Regions from separate parts of the Homo sapiens genome. Here all the other regions are linked to region 2. Evidence: chromatin loops called from intact Hi-C (ENCODE). Cell type or tissue: heart left ventricle. All regions are shown on one strand. Links, peaks and the distances in the headings refer to the core of each region. The heading gives the core; the rest is flanking DNA.

The links. A loop is a pair of places that touch in the nucleus more often than their neighbours do. Peaks named below come from ENCODE experiments on the same cell type or tissue, not always from the same donor. Only the 100,000 strongest peaks of a DNase experiment are listed, where the experiment ranks them.
Region 1: it touches region 2 in a loop (7-fold over the local background); 75 of 110 quality-filtered maps call a loop at or near these places.
Region 3: a loop joins it to region 2, with 5 times the contacts of the local background. A loop is called at or near these places in 11 of 110 quality-filtered maps.
Region 4: it touches region 2 in a loop (32-fold over the local background); 35 of 110 quality-filtered maps call a loop at or near these places.
Region 5: a loop joins it to region 2, with 13 times the contacts of the local background. A loop is called at or near these places in 42 of 110 quality-filtered maps.

Annotation. Positions count from the first base shown.
Region 1 is chr1:176,562,508-176,566,507 of GRCh38, forward strand. The region is part of intron 2 of PAPPA2 (pappalysin 2); the gene reads left to right. Among named protein-coding and RNA genes, the nearest start is that of PAPPA2, 100 kb to the left of the region's middle. In heart left ventricle, for the core only: no CTCF peak of the experiment used is centred there; no DNase peak of the experiment used is centred there.
Region 2 is chr1:176,689,787-176,693,786 of GRCh38, forward strand. PAPPA2 (pappalysin 2) reads left to right here. Exons shown (of 23, transcript NM_020318.3): 5 at 351-644; 6 at 2,340-2,532. Among named protein-coding and RNA genes, the nearest start is that of PAPPA2, 230 kb to the left of the region's middle. In heart left ventricle, for the core only: a CTCF peak has its summit at 2,043 (motif pointing left); a DNase peak (open chromatin) is centred at 2,875; H3K27ac peaks cover 3,023 bases.
Region 3 is chr1:176,878,768-176,883,371 of GRCh38, forward strand. ASTN1 (astrotactin 1) reads right to left here. Exons shown (of 23, transcript NM_004319.3): 20 at 4,092-4,227. Among named protein-coding and RNA genes, the nearest start is that of MIR488, 150 kb to the right of the region's middle. RefSeq lists an enhancer at 1,214-1,358 and a cis regulatory region at 1,278-1,295. In heart left ventricle, for the core only: a CTCF peak has its summit at 2,422 (motif pointing left); a DNase peak (open chromatin) is centred at 2,384.
Region 4 is chr1:176,845,363-176,849,966 of GRCh38, forward strand. It overlaps PAPPA2 (pappalysin 2), which reads left to right. Exons shown (of 23, transcript NM_020318.3): 23 at 1-239. Among named protein-coding and RNA genes, the nearest start is that of MIR488, 180 kb to the right of the region's middle. In heart left ventricle, for the core only: no CTCF peak of the experiment used is centred there; no DNase peak of the experiment used is centred there; H3K27ac peaks cover 235 bases.
Region 5 is chr1:176,373,209-176,377,812 of GRCh38, forward strand. No RefSeq gene overlaps it. Among named protein-coding and RNA genes, the nearest start is that of PAPPA2, 88 kb to the right of the region's middle. RefSeq lists a silencer at 1,889-1,988. In heart left ventricle, for the core only: a CTCF peak has its summit at 1,955 (motif pointing right); a DNase peak (open chromatin) is centred at 1,973.

The DNA of each region.
Region 1 (4,000 bases), core at 1-4,000, 130 kb before region 2:
CTTCCTATATCACAGCAAGGTTTGAAGTCAGAGTGTTTGTCCTCCAAGAATCCTGTGGAACTGTGCAGTTCCCTCCACATTAGAACTCTGCTCCCTGGTTAGGATCCACATGTGCAGCAAAGTCATGGCCACCTGCCCTAAGCATGGACGACCCATGGATGTGAGGGCTTGCTGTTGGTTTCTGGGGATGGATTTACCCACAGTGATGAGTACGAGTTGCACGAGTTGACTTGTGTGAACAGGGCATAGCCCCTGATGGTTGTAAATTAGCATCTTTGTGTAGAAGGTTTTATCATGTGGCTATATGGCCCTCAAGAAGAGAGTAACATGGAGGGGCTGTATGATATCTGGTTTAAGAAGTGAAACAGACTGTGACTATGACCCTTTTTCTCGAAGCCTGTGGCCATGCCCCTCATCCCTATGGGAAAGTAATTTTCTCTATGTCTCTGCTTCCAGGGCCCTTCATGTGTGGTTTCCTAGGGTGCATATTGCTTCCTGCCTTATTTGTTATGTGCATGTCTCATTTCTATCCACTGGTAATTCCTCCAGAGGCAAATGCATGTCTGATTAACTTTTGTGATTCCAAAATATCTAGCACAGTATTAGGGACTCTCAGTTATGTTTGTAGAATAGACAAAATAGAAATTTAGACAGCTGACTGTCCATTAAGGATGAATAAAAGGGTGGAGGGAACTTTCTGAAACTGGAGTCTCTTTGTGGGATCCAGGGCAGTGGCTTTCAGATTCTGTTTTTGCTGCCTACTGAGGTGTCTTAGGAGCTTCTGAGGGGAAATCACTGAGTACAGGGCTCCCTTTCCACCTTCAATAGGAGCATCCCCTCCCTTACCTGTTTCATGTGAAGGAGGGGCTTAATTACTTTAAGGAAGTTTAAACCCCAGAACTCTAGAGCAGGGGTTGGCACATTATGGCCTATGGGTCACATCAGGTCTAAAGCTGAAGCTTGTTTTTGTAAATAAAGTTTTATTGGCACACATCCACACCCATGTTGGTTATGTGTTCTCTGTGGTGGCTTCCCTGCTAACTGGTGGAGGTAAGTAGTTGCAAAAGAGGCCTTCTGACCCACAAAGCCCAAAATATTTACTGTCTGGCCCTTTGTAGAAAGTTTGCTAACTCATACTTTAGAGCATTTCTTCTCAAACTTCAGTGTGAATAGAGATCAGCTGAGACTATTCTTAAGATGTCTGCCATGGCAATACACCTGGCAGCAGGTGCAATGTAAGTACGTCTTGCACAGTGCAGGCAGTTTCATGGACCAAGGACCCCAGGCGCTGTGCTCTGAAACACATCACTGCATTTTCACTGAGGCCACAGATCCCTGGGGTGGCATGGTTAAAGGCAGACCAGTTCCTGAGAGACAGTCATTGACTTTGGCTGGAGGACTCAAAAAGGCCTTGCAGGAAATTCCTTAGACTGCACTGTAGTCAACAACACTTCCATCCCACCTTCCTTCCCTCTTTTTTTTCCTTCAGAGTCAGACTTGCAGCAATGACTGATGTCTCTCCCAGCCTTTTCAGGATCTGTTTATATTTCCTCGGAATTGTCCCCCCCAGTAAAATCCTACATATTTAATCCTGTATTGGCATCTACTTCTTGTACTAACACAACTACCTTACGCAAATGCAGATTTGGGTTCAATAGGTCTGGGGCAGCCTGAGATTCTGCATTTCTAACAGGCTTCAGGTGCTGTTGCTGTTGCTAGTATGTGGACCATAATTCAAGTTGCAAGACTCTAGACTCTTGAGTCCAAGCTCTTGAGCCCAGGGCAGAAGACAGCAGACTTTTTCTGTAAAAGGACAGATAGTAGATAGTTTAGGCTTCTTGGGCCATGCAGTCTCTGTTGCAAAAAATTCAACTCTGTTGTTAGAATGTGCAAGCAGTCGTAGATGATATGTAAACACATTTCTATGCCTGTGTTCCAATAAAACTTTATTCACAAAAAGAGGTGGCAGGCTAGATTTTTCTCATGAGCAGTAGTTTGCCAACTGCTTTTTCCACCATCCTTTTGTGCTTTGCTTTCTAGTTTCACGCTATGCAAAATAACTCCAACAGAGAGACTGTGGCACTATCAGTGGTGGGACATACCTTTTGTTCAAGTATAAACAGAACTTCCCAGATATTTCTTGCAGGAAACAAGTCATGCTAGTTTCTTGGTATGAGCATTCCAGGCAGAGTTTATATTTATTTCTTTCCTTTTCTTTTTTTTTTTTTTTTTAGAAAAAAGCATACTGAGATGTAACTTATCTTAAAGTTCACGTGTTTAAAGTGTACAAATAACGTCTTTAGTATTCTTACAGACTTATCTCAACCTATTATCTCAATTATCTCAATCAATTATCTCAATCTAATTTTAGAATATTTTAGTGGCACCCAAAAGAAATGCTGTACCCATTAGCCCTACCCACTTCCCTCCCCTCCTTTCCAAATCCACCATAGCCATAGCCATCAGCAACCTACTCTCTATCTCTATAGATTTGCCTATTCTGTGTTATTTCATAAAAATGGAATGTATCATACAATGTATGATCTTTTGTGGCTGGCTTCTTTCACTTGAGGCTTATCCATGTTGCAACATGTATTGGCACTTCATTCCTTTTTATTGTTAAGTAATATCCCATGCATATACTACATTTTGTGTATCCAGTCTTCAATTACTGGATATTTTGGTTGTTTCCACTTTTTGGCTGTTATGAACATTGTGCACAAGTGGATATTTTTCTATTTCTTTTGATTAGATACCTAGGAGTGGAATTTCTGGGTCATATGGTTGCTATATATTTAACATTTTGAGGCTCTACCAGACTACCAAAGTGGCTGCACAATTTAGTAATCCTCATGAATGCATGGAGGTTTGGTTTTATGCCTCTGACCCTCTAAAATGAAATGGGGGCTGGGCACAGTGGCTCACGCCTGTAAAACTAGCACTTTGGGAGGCTGAGGCAGGCAGATCGCTTGAGACCAGGAGTTCAAGACCAGCCTGGGAAATATGACGAAACCCCATCTCTACAAAACATACAAAAATTAGCCGGGTGTAGTGGCATGCACCTGCGGTCCCAGCTACTCAGGAGGCTGAGGTGGGGGGATCACCTGAGCCTGGTGAGGTCGAGTCTGCAGTGAGCCATGACTGTGCCGCTGCACTCCAGCCTGGGGGACAGAATGAGAACCTGTCTCAATAAAATAAAATGGGCTTCTGCGACATCACTGGTGAGTATGGTTTGGCCACTGTTAGCATCTGAGAATACTTCAGTGGTCTTGGAGAAATCTGCCATTGTTGCACAATGAGGAGAGACATCTGGGCTCTGATGCTGACGCCTCTGAAATAGCAGGGAGTCCTTCCTAGTTGAAGTGGGTTCTCTCACCAAGCTCCCTCTTCTGGCTTCTTGAAGGTATCCTCAGATGGGCCTTTTCTTCCCTGAACCTTCACCTTTGGCCTGAAGTGTATTACTTGCTATTACCTGCAACCTGGCTGAACCCTCAATGATAGGCATACAGGAAACACTCAGGTGCTTAGAAGTCACAATGCATCAGATTCTGATGCAGCAGCACCTTCAGAAAGAAAAAGAGAAGAGAAACCGAGGGGAGAAGGGAAGATGAAGCTCACATAGCTCACATAGCTGTGAACTTTCTCCTAGATTCCAGCTCTATGTCTGGCCCCAGCTGGGTTCTTTGGCAGACCATTCAGGGTTTGGTGTCTGACTCACAGGGTTAGATCTGGGCCTTTGGGGTCATCCAGTCGTTTGGGGTGCAGGTGGGGGAAGGAGAATCACTTCCAGGCAGTGGTGTAGAGGGGTTTTCTGTAAGAATGGCCTGTGATTATCCTATTCACCACACTCCAGCTTCAGTGCCTGGCACCTGTTACTGCCTTTCCTCTCCTCATTCCCCAATTTTCATTTACTGTAAAAGATTCTCTTCCTGGTCCTTTGCATCTCAGGGAGACAATGCAGTGGATGAGGCTTTGACTGACCCAGGTGGCACCATTAGCT
Region 2 (4,000 bases), core at 1-4,000:
TCAATTCATCTGGGGTAGTATTTGAACCCCTGTATGTCTTCTTTTAACTCTCCCAGGTGATTTTAATATGCATACAGGGCTGAGAATTCTGGCTCTCTATTATGTCAACATTGCTATCCTGGGCCTCTAGTATAACACTCACCCATGTAGAGGATAAAGAAATGTGTATTAATTTGTTTAGAGGGTTTCTGTGGCAAGAAAGAAAAGCAATGACTGTATGTTACCAGAAGTTATAAAGTGACTCCTTAGAGGCTGAAATGGAATATTTGATGTTTATCAGAAAACATAATTAAGGATTGGAGAGCTATTCATTCTGTGCTCTGAAAGGCTTTTCAAAACTTTCATTGCAGGTGGCATTGTCCTCAGCCCAGCATATTATGGGATGCCTGGCCACACCGACACCATGATCCATGAAGTGGGACATGTTCTGGGACTCTACCATGTCTTTAAAGGAGTCAGTGAAAGAGAATCCTGCAATGACCCCTGCAAGGAGACAGTGCCATCCATGGAAACGGGAGACCTCTGTGCCGACACCGCCCCCACTCCCAAGAGTGAGCTGTGCCGGGAACCAGAGCCCACTAGTGACACCTGTGGCTTCACTCGCTTCCCAGGGGCTCCGTTCACCAACTACATGAGCTACACGGGTATCACCACTGTCTTGTTTTGTTTTCTGTTAAGAATACATGGGGGCCTTTGAGAGCTGGGAGGGTGGAGGTGTGGGAGCTGATGGGAGAATGATTAAGTGGTCATTTGTGTCGGAGAGTTGAAGTGTATTTATTATAAGGTATTATTATTTTTTCATGTCTTTGAAGAACTTGAAGAAATACTGACATATTAAGGTACTTTGTTCACTGAATTCTCCTCTACTAGATATTTTAAAATATACTTCTATCCTCGATAGTAAAAAAGGCACAGAGCCAAAAGCCCTCTTGTGATCCCCTTGACTTCTAGAATGTGGTTATTCTTATTTTTGCCCGCATTCTTAGACATTTACTCTGAAGAAGAGTCCAATGGAAATAAAGGAAAAGAGTTTATGGGTCAAGGTGGCCCATTGTACTGTTTTTGAAGTTGGTCAACAAGGTGGCTTGGTTAATTTAGGCTCAGCATGTTTTACTGTATGTTACTAAAAAAAAAAAAAAAAAAAATCAGATTCTCTTTTTCCAGCACTAGTCAAGCACAAATTCTTAGCTGCCTACCACCCTTTCCCCACCAAAAGGTGACATCTAATTTTAAAAAAATGGCATCTTCCTGGCCCTCGGAAAAACTTGTCATCTGGTCTTTCTTGCCTTAATTCAGCTTCTGTATTATTCTTCGCTGTCTCTCACGCCTTCCTTGTTTCTTGTGAAAAGTAATAGTGACTGGTTTCCTATAATGGACTCAAAGTTATCCCTAAAATTAAAGACTTATTTGATGACCTAGTACAATGGTGAAAGAAGATATTTTTTCTATAAGTTTTGGGGGCTTGTTTGGTGACAGGTTCTTCTAGAACTATCCAAAAAAGAATAAACCACCACACCCTGGTCATGACTTTGAAGGGAGGAAAGCGTGATGAGCCGATTCTGTCTGTCATCTTTCAAGATGTGTCTATCTGAGTTTCATTGCGGTGAATAATTCAGGTGCATCAGATGTGTAAGCACCAGCACCTCTCCCCCATCAAGGGGCAGAAACACCAGACGATGCCATGCAGAGGGCAGAGCTCTGGAGGCAGCACCTTTGAAGCGGGAAGAGGAAACATTTAGGAAGCTGAGTGAGGCAGTATTTGACTGGTGTGCTTTCACTAGAAAAGTTCCTGGCACTAAGAAAACTCCCTTTCCAACCCTATGCAAAATGTACCTGCTAAAGAGACCTTGCCAGATTCAAAAGTGAGGCTGAGACCACCATTCCCAGCCCTGCTGTCTCATTGGCATTTGGCTCTCTTTCCCCTTGAGCAGCTCCACTGAATACTCACTAACCTCTGCCAACGTCACTGGGCAATAAAGCAGGTGTCTGAAACTCCACAAACGTTCACAAGTGAAAAGGCCATCTGTTGAAACACTGCCATCTTGTGGTTTGCTGAATAAGCAACCATCAGCTCAGAGCAACCTGAGCTGCCCAACTTTAAGGTCATGACCTTGCTTTAGATATGAAAGTGCTGCATCTCTGGTCTCTGTCTTCTCTTACCCTTTCCAGCTTAGACCCTTTCTGGAACAGATTGCATTTGTTCATTCATTCAACAAGTAAGTGCTCATTGAGCCTAATAAGTTAACTCAGCCATGAACAAGACACAAATTTATCCCTGCCTTGGTGGACTTGATGGGTTAAAATCTCCATCTCTTGTGCCACCTTTTTTGTCTCCACAGATGATAACTGCACTGACAACTTCACTCCTAACCAAGTGGCCCGAATGCATTGCTATTTGGACCTAGTCTATCAGCAGTGGACTGAAAGCAGAAAGCCCACCCCCATCCCCATTCCACCTATGGTCATCGGACAGACCAACAAGTCCCTCACTATCCACTGGCTGCCTCCTATTAGTGGAGTTGTATATGACAGGTGAGAGAGGCACTGGCTGTGGGTGAGCTGGCTTATTTCTCTGTGGCATTTCATATGAATGAGGGGAAGAATATGAATCCAGGGGAACTCCAATTTGGAAGTATAAATGTGTGCACCACTGCTCAGAGCTGCTGCTCCAGCCTGCTCTGTTCTCGTTGCTTTAGCAGAACTCATGGGCTCTCTTGTGAGCCAGTGGCTCATCTTAAGTGCTCACTCCCCCCTCAGGGAGGCCTGGAGAGCCTGACCGATGTGACAGGGATAAATTGGCAGAACGGAGAGGGCATCTGCCATTTGTCTCTGTCAGCTGTTCCTCTGTGGCATGAGGGTGGAGTGGCAGCTTGCCACTTGCAGAGTGGTGTTGGGGGAGGGATTACAGCATGCTTCTCCAGGCACTTCTGGGTGTGGGTGGATGGTAGTGTGCCCACTGCCACAAGCTGTGCATCAGAGGGCTTCCCTGACTTACGTAGGTGCTTCTGACACCTTCTCAGCCTCCTGTGCCTCCCCCTCTTAAGGCCACTATCTTATGGAATTGTCATCCTCTGCTTATTTTCCTACCTGCCCCACTTGACTGGCAACTACTGGGGGAGGCAGGATGATTTTTTGTCTCTTTGTCTCTTGCCCTGCCACAACAGACACCTAATGTGTGTTTGCTGAAGAAAAGCATTACACCTAAAACTAACTTTCATTTGTCCTTTGCATATTGGTTTGAAAGAATAACAGATAAATTTTTGTAGAAAGGAGAGAAAGGTAGGAAAATGAATGACATCTGATAATTGGTGAGGGATGGGAGAATGTGGTTTCACTGAGAAGGACCAGAACCCCTTCTGTGACCTGTGCAGACTGACCTCTTTCAAAACCTACTGCTGTATTCTGAATGACGACAGTCCCTGATCTATTTGTGGCACTATATGTGAAGTGTTGTGCTAGGTATTTTACTTGCACTTGTCTTATTTAGTCTTTGCAGTAAACGCAGTTCCTGCTAAATAAGTGAGAATTCTGAGGCATAGAGAAACATACAATGGCAAACCCAAGACCCCACAACTGATTGGAGGTGAACTCGGGAGTCCAGTGGAAATTCGGGAATAAGGAACATAGAATGGATGCTTTCTTTTAATTTAGAGCATTCTTATTTAGCACATCTCTTCTTTGCACCACACTTTCCCTCTGGGTGTCAGGCCTCAGCTAAAGAGAAGGGTGTCGCTGGAGCAAGTTTCCGTGCCCTTCAGCTTTGCTGAAAGCCTAGGGAGAGAGGCAAGAGAGAGACAGGGATAGGAGGAAGCTGGTGAATCCTCTTTCACAGTGGTATTTCAGCCTCTTGGGATTTTGATACCTGTCCCTGATACCTTGATACATACTTAGTGTGTGACACCACTTAGACCTCACAACCCTACAAAGTAGTTTCATGGTCATCAGCGCCCAAACCCTTTTGGGCTCTGTTTGTGAGTCAGCACACATCTGTGTGATGTGT
Region 3 (4,604 bases), core at 317-4,316, 190 kb after region 2:
ACTTGTACCTAGTAGTCTGGGACTCCCACAAGGCGAAGTTCCCCCTCATACCCGTGTTTCCTCCATAAAGTAGCAAGTGAGAAAGCCCCAGGATTAACAATGTCATACAAACCTCGGTAGCACTGCCCTCTAGGGGCCCGAGTGAGCCCCCTTCTCCCACAGAGGTCCTGACACCAGGGCTCTTGTGCGTAGGAAGTCCGTCCTCTGCCCAGAGGTGGAGTGGCTTTATCCTTGTTGCAGACTGTGCCCTAAGCCCAGTTCTGGCTATCAGTTCTCATCAGTGTCAGGAGATAGGAAGTCCTGTTCTCTCCCAGGCTGATGCTCTCAGGCCAGCATGGTCACAGGGCTGGGGCATGGGCCTGACCCGGTCCTCTGGTCCTCGCAGTTCGCTCTCCCTCTTCCTACAGGGCCTGCACCCCTGACTGTGTGTCTGAGTCCGTAAGTCTAGGCCCCTGTTCTGGTTTCCATTGCTGAGGTCCTGCCTGCCCAGTGCCCCATCCCCTGTCATTCTGGCCCTGCTCTGCCTGTTCCTGCCTGACTACCAGAGCCCTGAGCATGGTGTTGGAACTCAGGTCAGGGCTGCAGTCTGGCTATGTGCAGCTCTGGGCCACATGATGCTGCCTGCAATATGTTAAAATGTCACCTGCCCTAGACCGTCTATGGCTGCATTCCAGCCACCTTTTGTAGCCCACCATTCCTTAACCCTGGACCCTTAATTTCTAAGTGTCCTTGGACTATAATGAGAAACATCCTACTTCGTTGTCAGATGGACCCCTTCTCTCTCAGTCAATCCCCACCTCTCCCCCCGCCCCCAAGCTGGCCCAAGCTCTGCCCTGTGGCCTGCCTTGCTGTAAGTTCCAGCTAAACTGTATTGGATGCTGACCTAGGATGAAAATACCTGTCCTCACATTAATTCTCACATTACCCCAATGGGGCAATCAGTGCAAAATTTAAGTTCTCCAGCTCTTTCCACTTTTAGTAGTGTATTTTATTTTTAACATGAAGCAGGTATTAGAAAAGGAGATACTTCACTTAACCTTCTGAGGAGGGTCCAGGCTTGACCTAAGGGCCATTCCTCAGTAGTCCCAAATCCCTCAGTTTTGGAGGGCCCACTGAAAGAGCAGTCAGTTTATTTCATCATCATGGCCGGGGGAGCACTTTACACATTTCATGTGGAAATGCCATGTGCGGTCATCTCAGAAAGGCCTCGGCTTACCGTTAGCGTTATCGTTTCTACCACTGAACACTCAGCACCCTCAGAGGGTTAGATGGGATTACTGGGCAGAAGAGATAAGCCCTGCTCCCAGTGGGAAGGCTCATGTGTTAGTATATTTACTGCTTTGTCCAAAACTCCTGGGCTTCTTCCACTGCTGCCTGGCTGGGATTGTTCAGCCCACAGCTAGAGACTTGGTGATGACCCCAACGGAGGCCTGTGTGAGTGCGCACCGACACAGAACAGCTCTGCTTCCAAAGGTGGGTCTTAAAGGCCTGAAACTTGATGTGAGTGGAGGACTCGTAAGCCCCCTGCTAAGGACTGGCTCTCTTGTCTGATACTTTCCCACTTTCCTTCTCCAGTCATGGTGGTTTCTGCCCATCCCTCTGATCTGCCTCCCTTTTTTCTGAATTATCTGTCTGCTGTCACACGTCCGGAAAGAGAGCAGCTCTCCTGTGAGCATGCATTGTGATGATGGGGCAGTAGGTTGAAAGGCCTGTGAGTCACCTCCCTACCCTGGCCTCAGTTTCTTCATCTGTAAAATGAAGAATGCTGGACCAGACATACTTTAAGGTCTCTTTCAAGTAGGAGTTCTTCGCTGTTTTTGGGCCATGGATCCTTCTCAGAATAATGTTTTAAAAAGCATTAAATAAAATATAAAAAGTGACAAAGGAAGCCAGCTAAGCAGAAATGCTGTTCCACCTCTGTGGATCCCAGGTGCAGAGCCAGCGCTCTGCTTTAATATGAGGTAATGAGGTCATGCTCTGAGATTCTCACAGTAACCTAGAGCAGCAGGGAGTTAAGATGCAAGGCTTGCATACCCGAAGCAACTAGCTGTGTGATTCTGGGGCGGTTACTCCGTTTTCTTGCACCTGTTTCCTCAATTAAAAAATGGAAACAATACCCCTAATCTCACAGAGTCAGAGGGGATTCTCAGAGTCAGCACTCCATTAATGAAGGCCGCCCTCCTCCCAGTTTATAGAAAGAAAACTTAGTTGGAGAAAGTTTCAGTGTCTTGCTTACAGCCATTTAGTGGTTAGGAACAAAAAACCAGGCTTGCAGCCCATGTATTCTTAACTCTTAATCTAGGGCTCTGTCCCTATCCCAAGGGCTGAAGCGCAGCTCTCCTGGATCCTTCCGGGAGAGGAATGTCACTCCTGGCCTCCCACACGGCCCTCTTCTTGTGATCTGCAGCGCCACCTGGTGGAGATTTGCTGTTTCTTCCTTAGCCCCCTGCATTGGCTCCAACTTCTCAATAAACAGCATTCACAGTTCGCATTTTATAAGATGTAGGAGGGACATAATGGGAGATCAGCAAAGACAGCTGGAGTGAGAGACGGTATTGGCCTCGGTCTCTGATCAGAAACGCAGCCAATCAGGCCAACATGAGGAGGGTCGCAGTGTGGGTAATGGCTGCACTCCTAATACCACTTCTTGTACATTGGAACTTTGGAATTCCTAAGTAACAGTGTGATTTAGTCACAACTGAAGGACTACTGAGCCTTTACTATAAATGATAGTTCAAGTTTCACTGAGTTTGAGATGCCTTACAGCAGGTTAGGTGGTCTGCACTCCCAAATCCTTGTTCCTTTCACCTGCTCCCCTCCAATAAAGGGCCACAACTGCCCCCTATCAAAAGAGCCAACGAGAATCATGGCATTGGTGGAATCACCCAAAAAGTGGACCAACATGGTCTTAGTATTCTCATCTGTGTCTATATATACTGTCGAAATCCTCTAGAATGTCACTTGTGTTTATGTACTTTACTTTCATCATGCATAGCCCATAGCAACATCCCTTTTTCCTATATTGAAGACATTCAGCCTGAGCACTGAAGTTCATCTTGCAATCAATGCCACTCAAATTTCTAGTGCTTTTCATCTCTGAACTCTTTAACTGTGGAAATAGACATGATTTATTCTGGAAACCTTGACTCTATTCTCGTGATCTCCTCTGCAAACTGTTAAATGTTTTTCATACTGATGGGGTCACGAAGTCCTACAACGACATCACTATGAATTCTGCCTTAGCACCCAAATTTTTCCATCATGATTTAGATTCTATCATTATCTCTCCTTTTCTGGCATCTTTTACATCTCTGCGTCACAAACATTTTACAATTGTTTCCAGAGCACAGGGAGAAATGGGGAAGAGTTCGCAGAAAGAATAGGGTCATTCCAATGGCCATGATATAGTTCGCTGCATTTCTTTGAAGAAAAGTGCTGCCCATTTCTAACATTTCTAAATTACTTCAATGCCATTGGAGCTAGCTAGCTTTCTAAAGCAGAGTTCTTGGTATTCTATGCCTTTCCTCAAAAATGACTCCTTGGACTTATAGCATTCTATCTTTCCAGTCTCACTTTCTTCCTTTCCCTTTTACTCACCGTCTGCCTCTGCCCTACTAGACTACTTGCTACTCACCTTCATGCTTCTTCACCTTTGCCTTTGCAGCTTCCTGAGCCTAGTATACCTTTTCCAACATGACTGTTGGTTGAAATTCTACACAACACAGTTTAGATGACATCCACTCTAGTTAGAATTAATCACTTCTTTCTTCTCTTTTACAATTTTTTTTTTCATTTTTTGCTTTTCTATCTACATTTATTTAATTCTGCCTTAAGTTAAAGTTAGTTTTTTATATCTTTCCCCTCTATGTTGCAAACTCCTCAAGGGACAGGACCGTATTATCTTTCTAGATCCCCCCATTCCAGTGTCTAAGTACTCGAGAACATTCTCTATAATGCCACCTGGGATAAGACTTCAGAGACTCAACATGTTTTGCTGAGTCTCTAAAGGAACTCAAGTAGCAAGAAGAAACCGGTAAGAAGCCTTGGGACTGTCAGGGTAAGAAGTCACTAGGTAGGTGTGTGTTACTCACATGTAAATGGTGTCAGGTTCCAGGCATCGTATGATCAGAGAGATGGTGGTGAGCTGCTTGTCCGGCACCTGAGATGGCATTGCACAAGGAGACTTTGCTCCAGAGATGATGTCGTCCACAAAGCTCAGCACTGTTTCTGCCCAGAGGAGAAGGAATGGAAAAAGCATGAGAAACAATGACGGCCAAGCAATGAGGAGATGGAGTCAACTCAATGAGAACTTAACATGACAATGATTTGGTCCTCAATCTCTAGAGTAGAGAAGGAGACTTAGAAGGAATGGCCTTTTCTATTTCATATTTAACCACTCAGAGCTGTCTAGAGTTAGTTCAGACACAACTAGGGCAAGGGATACACATCACACCTGAGAGCTTCTTTTTTTTTTTTTTTTTTTGAGACAGAGTCTAGCTCTGTCACCCAGGCTAGAGTGCAGTGGCGCGATCTTGTCTCACTGCAACCTCCGCCTCCTGGGTTCAAGCAATTCCCCTGCCTCAGCCTCCCAAGTAGCTGAGATT
Region 4 (4,604 bases), core at 289-4,288, 160 kb after region 2:
TGAAAGTAAAGAGCTCTTCCTGATTCTCATCTTCTCTTTTTTCTATTACAAGGCATTGAACTTGGCACTTCCTGTATTCTTTGTGATCACTATTGAGTGCATTAGTTAACACCCAAGGGGATGGCTTGATTGGGAATGTAGTGAAAGGAGCTGATCTACTGTATTGTAATGTAAAACAGCTACAGCCAGTTATTTTGTAAGATTATAAGTTGTTCATTAAAAAATCAGCACACAAAATATGAAGTGTCTTTGGTGTTTGACTCTTTGTTTAAATCATTTCATCACTTTCTAATCACTTTCCATTGTCTTGTGCCAGGTCCAGGCAACAGTCATTATTTATTTGATTGATTGGTCATTTCTTTTAGCCACTTAAAAACCATTTGTTAAGTAAATAGGATGTGTAAGGAAGATGAATATGAAAGTTCATAAGAAGACATGGCATATATGAAAGTAGAATGTGAGGTAGGAATGTCAAATATCTCATGAGTTTTTAAATAAAGTGTAAGAATTACTTACAGTTCAGAGGAAGTAGGGTTTATTCCTGGATGCCAAAGGTAGGCAGCATTTGGAAAATGGTTGGGAAGGATGCATATGATCTGACAGGCAGAAATGGGGGTTGGGAGAGGAGAGTCCAGGCAAGGTAAACAACATAGTTGAAGCTGTGGAAGTAGGAATGGGATAGGCTGTGCATTATGGAACATCAGTGAGGCATCCAGCTTAGCTGGAAGATAGAACTAAGCTAGCATGTACCATACATTTGGTAAATACAGAATCTTACTTAATTCTTACAACAGATCTGCAAATAGCATATTCTCACTTCACAAATAAGAACGCTAAGCCACAGTCTGGTAAAGAAAGTTCTTCAAGGTCATATGAAGGGAGTTAACCTGGTTCTGTGGGACACCAAGATGTTAGAAGGAAAAGAAAAATGGTGATTAATAGGATGGAGAGAGGTGAAAAGAAATGTCAAGGGATGATGCCTCTGCATTAAATACACAATCTGAAAGCTTATCAGCCCTAACAGAAGAGGGAAGCTGGCAGGAGCAGGCTTTTAAAGAAAGAGTATTCATTTGCTCTTTCAATAAACTTGGGTTGAGGGCCAGATAGGAAATGCCATCTAAAGCAGTGTTCAGAACCCTAGAGGAGGCTTCTGCAGTTGGGGCCGGTTTGCAGAGTTTTCTGGCCACACCAGTCACCACCTGGCTACTGGAAGGGCTGGGCAGATATCTCAGCACACCTATGAGCCATTTGGAAAGAACTGTGGAATGGACAGTTGGAAATGTGAGCTTGGACTTGGGAGACAGGTTTGTGGTTAGAAATAAACATTTGAGAGAGAAAAAAAGCATTTTCTTTATGGTTTACAAAGTGCTTTCATATGATTTATGGCTACCCACAGGTTAGGCAGAGCAAGGACAGTTTTGTTTTGTTTCTTTTCATTTTACAGATGAAGAAACTGAGTGTCTGTGAGGTTATAGGAAAATTTAAGTTCACATATCTAAGTGCAGGTTGGGGTGGGAATCCAAGATCTCTGTCCTCAAATGTAATCTTTTCTACTGCACAGTGTTCAGCCTGCTAGGCCCAAGAGTGAACCCAGATCCATTTGCAGTGGGAAAGTTTAATGTCTTTTTACCGGTTTATGTTTCAAGGTGCTCATTGCTTTCCTTATGGCTTTCTTAGTAGCTAAGCCTATTTTCTCTCCTGCCTGTTGTACATAGCAAATGGTAGGAAAACTGAGGGCAAACCTTCTTGAGCACCCTTCCAGGGCCCTCTCCTCATGCCAGGCCCTGAGTATAAGCAGATGCCCTTGCACATACCAGTTAGGCCAGCTGGACAGAAATGTCTGGCAAGGCAGCTTTTTCCTTAATAGCTTCCCTGGGGAGAGTCCTGGACAGAGACTTTGGAGCTCTGGTTTCCATTGACTGACAAACTTAAATGACATGATGAGTCATCTGTCAGCTGGGAGACTCTCTCTACGCTTAGATTCAGGCCATCCAGATGATGAAGGGCTTAGGGTAGGGTTGGGTGAGGTAATGAGAAGGGCTCCAGGGCATCTCTGAAGCTGACTTTGGGTCATTTCTTTCTATGTCACTCCAGAAGGACCACTGAAATACTTTTAATATTTCAAGTTTCCCAGTGGTTAGCTCAGAAGAAAAGGGTGGTGGTGGTGAGAATCTCGTATCCCATAACGGTCCATGCCCATAAAAGCTTCTACATGTGCCTGGGATATTTGGCCTGGCAAAATACAAGACTAGTTTAGAAAATAGATGGTTATTCTCAAATCTCCCATAGTGTGAGCCTACCTGAGACTGAGTACATCTTTTCTAGTCAGAATTGAGTCTGGTAGTTAATGCACTATGGTGTGTGATTTGCCACATTTGGCTCCTTGCTGAAGACGGTTGGTTTTTCATTTTTAATCTGGTCCTGCCACTCAATCTTTAGGTTACATTGCTATGAGTTAGCAATGATGAAGTACATTCTTGAAAGAAATCTACAAGTCAAATTTATATTCCAAGTGAGTATAATAAAAACATCTCTAACCCCTGAAAGATAGTTCCGAGTAATAACAATAGTTCACATTAATTGCAATTTGCTAATGTTCTACAAATTCAATGTTCTTCTAAGGATAATTTAATAGGGACAAGCTTCCTTTCCTTTGTCTTTGTCTACACAAAAGTCAAATATTCAAATGTAAAGAAAAAATAAGTTAAAAAAGGGACAGTGTTGACTTTTTAATGATTACCAATTATGTTGCGTCAATGTGACCTTCTGAAGGCAATTGCCAGTTTAAAAATGTTTATACACATAAAAGGCTGTTAAAGTTAGAGAATTTCCCCATACCACAATTTAATACGTGCAACTCAAAATGCTTCCTGAATAGTTAGGCAAGTTATCTTAGGGTACAAAGGACTTCCAAGTAATGACTTTGTAGGTAGCGAATCAATAACTATTAGAATAATCTGTAAGAAAATTTCTATAGCTTTTTAGAATATCCAAGTGGTCTTCACAATGGGGAAATATTACTTATTAACTCAACATTGTTCATGCTTTCTCTACCTTGATAGGTGACCTGGCACAGGGAGGCTGGGGGCAGGGATGACTGAGCCTGGACCTAGAAAGTCAGTATGTAAGATGTATTGGTGACTTGTGATCCATGGGCAGCAACATAATGATCTGCAAGGATGACAACTACAAAATTTCAAGGCTGACAAATCTGAGTTTGAATTCTGGGTCCATTACTCACTAGATAAGTCATCTAGTTACTGAATCTCTCTGGGCCTCAGTTTCCTAAATATCTACTTTTGCAGCCCCATACCCAGCATAGTGTTTAAGAAGTGCCAGACAGAAAGGGGTTAAAGAGTGATTGATGGAGATTATATGTATAGATTATTCTCTCAAAAAGTTTGCAGTTGGGTGTGGTGGCTCACACCTGTAACCTCAGCATTTTGGGAGGCTGAGGTGGGCGGATCACTTGAGGTCAGAAGTTCGAGACCAGTCTGGCCAACATGGTGAAACCTCCTCTACACTAAAAATACAAAAACTGAGCCAGGCACGATGGCACACACTTGTAATCCCAGCTACTCAGGAGGCTGAAACAGGAGAATCGCTTTAACTTGGGAGGCAGAGGTTGTGGTGAACTAAGATTGCACCACTTCATTCCAGCCTGGGTGACAGAACAAGACTCCATCTTAAAAAAACAAAACAAAACAAAACAAAACAAAAGTTTGATGGTGAAGAAAAGGAAGTCAGGGGGGTGGGGGAGTGGAATTGCCCTTTTGTGGCTTCGAATTCTCAAACACCATGCTTCTCTGACATTAGAGAGACTAAGATGTGTGCCATCATTAGTTACGTTCTCCAGGACAGTTAGAACAGATGGAGACTCCCAAGTGGTTTGGCTGCCAGGAGATGTTCTATCCCACTGATTCAGAGAGAAGCAAAATGGATCTGTAGGGTAAAGGTGGTAAAGCATGGAGCTGAGGAAAAGGAAGCGGGCTAGGGGAAAATTTTGGAGTTGGCGGGAATGTTGGTTAACTCAGATGGAATATGCCTGTAAAATTGCATTAGCTATGTGGAACACTGGTTATTTTCTTCAAAAGACAATTGAATTGCTGAATTTATCCAGTTACACAATAGCACAGTCCAATGCAACTTTCAACAATGATAGAAATGTTCTACATCTGCATTGTCTGATGTGGTAGCCACTAGGTACTACAGGTTGCTATCTAGCCTTTAAAGTGACCAATAAGACTGAAAAACTGAACTTTAAATGTTACTTAATTTCAGTGGTTTAAATAGCAACATGTAGCTAGTGATGTCACCGGCCAGTACAATTCTAAACTATTACGCACATATATAATTCAATTTGCTTTTTAAATCCTGCTACTTATATCTCATGGCTACTGTAATGTTACATCATGCTTGGGTGGATATTTTGGGTTATATTATTCTAGTTTGGAAAAGTATGTTTAATAAATCATCTACAAATTATACACCCAGACACCTGAAACCATAAATTAAAAAAACAAATAAAAAGATCTCTTACTGGCTTGTAGCTTTCATAAAGCCATTTTTTAGTGGCTGAGATAGGTAGTCATGCCTGGGACCCT
Region 5 (4,604 bases), core at 369-4,368, 320 kb before region 2:
CCCTTTATTTTTTTTTTCCTGCCTAATTCCTTTGGCTAAAACTCAGCCTCTTTAATAAGGACACCAATACCATTCATGAGGACAGAGCTCCCTGATTTAATCATGTCTTAAAATGCTCTATCTCTTAATACTATCACATTGGGTATTCAATTCCAACATATGAATTTTAGGGAGACACCAACATTTAGACCACAGCTATATGTAATAAGAATCTATCAAAGCTATCTAATATATGAATCTAGGGTTTTTGAGAAAAGTATGACACAAAAGTTAGTGGTCATCAACATATATTTGTGGCATTTAAATCTATGATATCAAAAAAAAAAGTCACCTAGGGAGAACACGAACCCAGAGGAAAATGCAGGCTCAAGCCAGAGCCCTGGACACTCCAACATGTAGAATTCCAGCAGAGGAGACAGAGCTGGGAGAAAAGCAAGAGGATATGGTGTCATAAACGCTAAAGACACAAAGTGGAGTACTTAACCAGTGCTGTTGAGACATCAAGTAAGAGCAGAACAAAAAGGTGGCCTTTAAGTTTGATAACATAGAAGTCATTATTTATTCATCAAATTATCTTGAGTGTCTATTTATTGAATGCCAAGTATTATGCTAGGCGATCGGGGAAGAGAGACAAGTAAAAGACAATTAGAATAGAAAATGTGATAAGTGCTATGATAGGGTTCTATGATAAGTGATATGATAGGTTAGGGAAGATATGCCCAACCTAAACTTGGAGGTGGGAAAGAGGGAATGGAGGCCTCCAGGAGATGTTCAAGCTGGTGTTGAGTGTTTAAGAGTGAGTAAGGATTAAACAGAGTGTGGTAAATTTGCTTTAGGCAAAGGAAACTCATGTACAAAGACATGTAGGCATGATAAACAGAAGTATTAGGAGATTGGTTTGGGTGGAATGTAGTGTCTATATAAAACAGCAGAGCAGGATGAGGTAGGAGAGGTACGTAGGGGCCAGATAATAAAAGCCCTGTATCCCTTATCAGGGATTACCTGATAATCGGCAGAAAAGAAGGAAAAGGCACAAAATCAATCACCTTAAGGATCCCAGGATGGAAGATGTGGAGGACTGCCAGGTGGACTCTGGCTATGCTGTTGAAGGTCTGCTTGTTCAGGCTATCTTTTGTTCTTTTAAATTCCTTCTCCAGGTCATGCGAAGTTGTCATTAGGTCCAAAGCTGGGGAGTGGCTTGGTGAACACAGACATGAAGGTTAATAGAGCAGTTGGCAAGGCAGTTTGGAGGAGAAACTGGAGGCAGAAACATCAGGCTGCAGCAGTGACATGGACATAGAATGACAAGGAACTAGGTGAAGGTCAAAGGCAGGCATCCAGAAGAAAACTATCATTATAAAATATTTGTATAGCCAGATGTGGTGATACGTGCCCGTGGTCCCAGCTCCTCGGGAGGCTGAGGAAGAAGGACTGCTTGACCTCAGAAAGTTGAGGCTGCAGTGAGCCATGTTTATGCTGTTGCACTCCAGCCTGGGAGACAGAGTGAGACCTGGTCTCAAACAAAACAAAGCAAAACAGGATTTGTAAGGGTAACATGACAAGGCTAGCAGGATAAGAATATAGTATTAAGAACTTTGTATTTGAATCTGAGATCTGTATCTATTTGATAATCCATAATAGTATGTCTTGTTTTAACGTATATAGTACTTTACTGAATAGTAGGTATTTTCATTTGATCCTAATGTTGGCATTGTATTCCTAAATTTAATAGAAGTGAGGCTAAGAGAGGTGATTAGGCAAACATCACACACTAGTAATAGTGCAAGATTGTAAACCCAAATGTTATAATTTTGAGTTCAGTAGATCATTTTGCTACCTAGAGAAATCCTGGAATAGTTTCTATCTGGAAGGATTACAGTTGGCTCACGTTTGGCTCACTTAAGGAACTGCGTATCTCAGAGATGGTGCTGTTAGGCCACATACAGACACTCACCGCCAGAGGGTGCCCTTACCCCAAGAGAAAGTTGGCAGTTCTTCCTACAGTTGAAGGATTCTGCTAGCTTTTCTTTTTTCAGGTTGTTTCTTTAGAAGTTGCAGAATGGAGAACTGAATTGTAGTAGCCCAAACGCTGCAAATCTCGGAGCAATGACCTGGAGCCTCCCACAGCTTGTGTCAGAGAGGCAAGATTTGTTAGGGAGATGCTTAATTCTCTCTGAAATAATCCCAGATTATGCCTGGTGGAGGAAGAAAAGAGGAACAGTTCAGAAATTAGATAATTCTGGAGATGTTTGGAGATAAAAGGAGTAATTCTTGTGATTCTAACGCAGGAGTGTAGGGTTCTCTCCAGGGATGATTCTTAGTTGATTTGTAGGTACTCTTCGGTAGATATTCTCAAAGGGTCATATTTTAAAATTTTGATTTTGCCTTAATAGGACAAATACTTTTTGCAACGTTATGAAGGCAATAATCTCAGCCTTTATTCTTATTTTTGTGCACAGGTTCATTTCCTATTGCTCTCTTTCTCCTTTCCCTTCTTTTCCCCTTTCTTTTCTTCCCTTTTCTCTTTCCTTCTTGGCTTCCCTCACTCATCAAAGTTATGTTAGCAACGGATAGAAATTAATTTACCTTGTGGTTGAAGTAGCTGATACTGGCTTAAATGTTAAGCCTAGGAGTATATGCATAGTTATAACAGAAATTAAGGTTCTTAAACCATGAAGTTAGAGCTTAACAGTGGATAGAATGGCATCTAGTGTGCTTGGGTGGTGGAGTTTTTTGAGGGGGACCGGTAGTTTCTCCCCGGAGTTTTAATATATTATTTTCTCATGAGCAGTCCTGTATATGACATGTACTTTATGACTATCCCTCGGACTCTCCTGGTCATGTCATTTGTTGTCTGTTCATAGGGAAAGTGTGAAAAGTGCATAATAATCAGGTTTGGAAAATTTGAAAAGAATCTCCCTTGCTCCCTATGCCCTCCTCTCCTCTTCAATAGCCACCCTTTCAGGAGCCCTAGGAGGATGGCAGGAGCAATCCAGGGCCTGAACAATTGAGATGATTCTCTTGGCCTCCACTTACTTTTCCTCCTCTAGGCATGACCTCTGGGTTTGGTTGGAACAAAAGCAGACTCCAAACATCACTTTCTTGGTGCAGGACTCAGTTTGGAAGGTAAGTCTGGACTCAGTCTGGAAGGTGGAGCCGAGGACACCAGATTTATTACACTCATCATTTTCAATGGTTCCTCTCTTGAAATTCTTCCATAGTGTTATGCTTGAGGAGAATTTGGACTAAAATAATGACACTTAAGTTTATACCCTGAGGAAAAAAAGAAGTAAGTAATAAGAGGCTGGAGGCCCAAGGCAATCTCCCAAGTGGACAGTATGTCTAGGTCTTATTCCTGTTTGTTAAGAGTTGAGAGACATAGTTTATCCTGCTTCCTTCATTGGGTCTTACCATCTTTTTCTTGTGACAGATGCTTTCCTTTGTGGCTTGGGACCACAGTGTCAATGTCATGGAATCAACTATTTATCCAATCGGTGGATTTGGGGCAAGTTCTGATTTATGGTTTCATACTGACAATTTGAAATGGAGTGGGTGTAAGTGCACATGCTGAATAGACTTGATATCAGGTTTCATCTTTTGCAGTTAGTCCTGGCCTATATCTCTCCAGTGGTGGTTTCAATAGTGAATCCCAAGGATTATGTGAAGTGTGGGGCCACTGAGTTTGGCACACCTCTCAAATATGTATCTCTAGAATGAGAGGTGGAGTCTGTCATTCCACCTTTGTAGCTTCACCTCTTTAATCCTTTAAGGTTTCTCAGTCTTCATTTATTAAAATGCAGGAATTCCAGTGAAACTCAAAGCTCAGTCCTTAATAGTTAATGCTTTAGTTTTTTTTTTTTTTTTTTGAGATGGAGTTTCACTCTTGTTGCCCAGGCTGGAGTACAAAGGTGCGATCTCAGCTCACCACAACCTCCGCCTCCCGGGTTCAAGCATTTCTCCTGCCTCAGTCTCCCAAGTAGCTGGGATTACAGGCATGCACCACCACGCCCGGCTAATTTTGTGGTTTTAGCAGAGATGGGGTTTCTCCATGTTGGTCAGGCTGGTCTCTAACTACCGAACTCAGGTGATCCACCCACCTCAGCCTCCCAAAGTGCTGGGATTATGTGTGAGCCACCACGCCCGGCCAATGCTTTAGTTTTTAATTAAAGACTTAGCAGGTATTAGAGTCAAGAAAGGTTTTCCCTTATGGGATCTTCAGATATTGTTCACTTTACAGATGAATAAACTGAGGCCAAAGAGAGATAAGAGAATCATCCAAGGTTACACATCTAAAAAAGCGAACCAGGGCTGCAATTCAATTCTTTCAACTTCTACACTTTCCCTTTTTCCCTCTGTTACCCTGTGAATGAGGCTAGGCTAGGGGTGAAGGTGAGAGGGAGAAAAGGATGCCTGAAGGGCAGAAATGAGCATGTGTAACAGAGGTGTTTAGTTCCCCAACATTTATTCAAAAACATTCACAGGACACTACTATTCTAGGCTCTGAGTTGGGCATTGTGGCATTAAAGATAAAAGTATGACTTAGTTGCTATTCTCTCTAGCTCTCCGGTCTAGAGCTGCGCAGGTAAACAAATCAGCAGTTATAT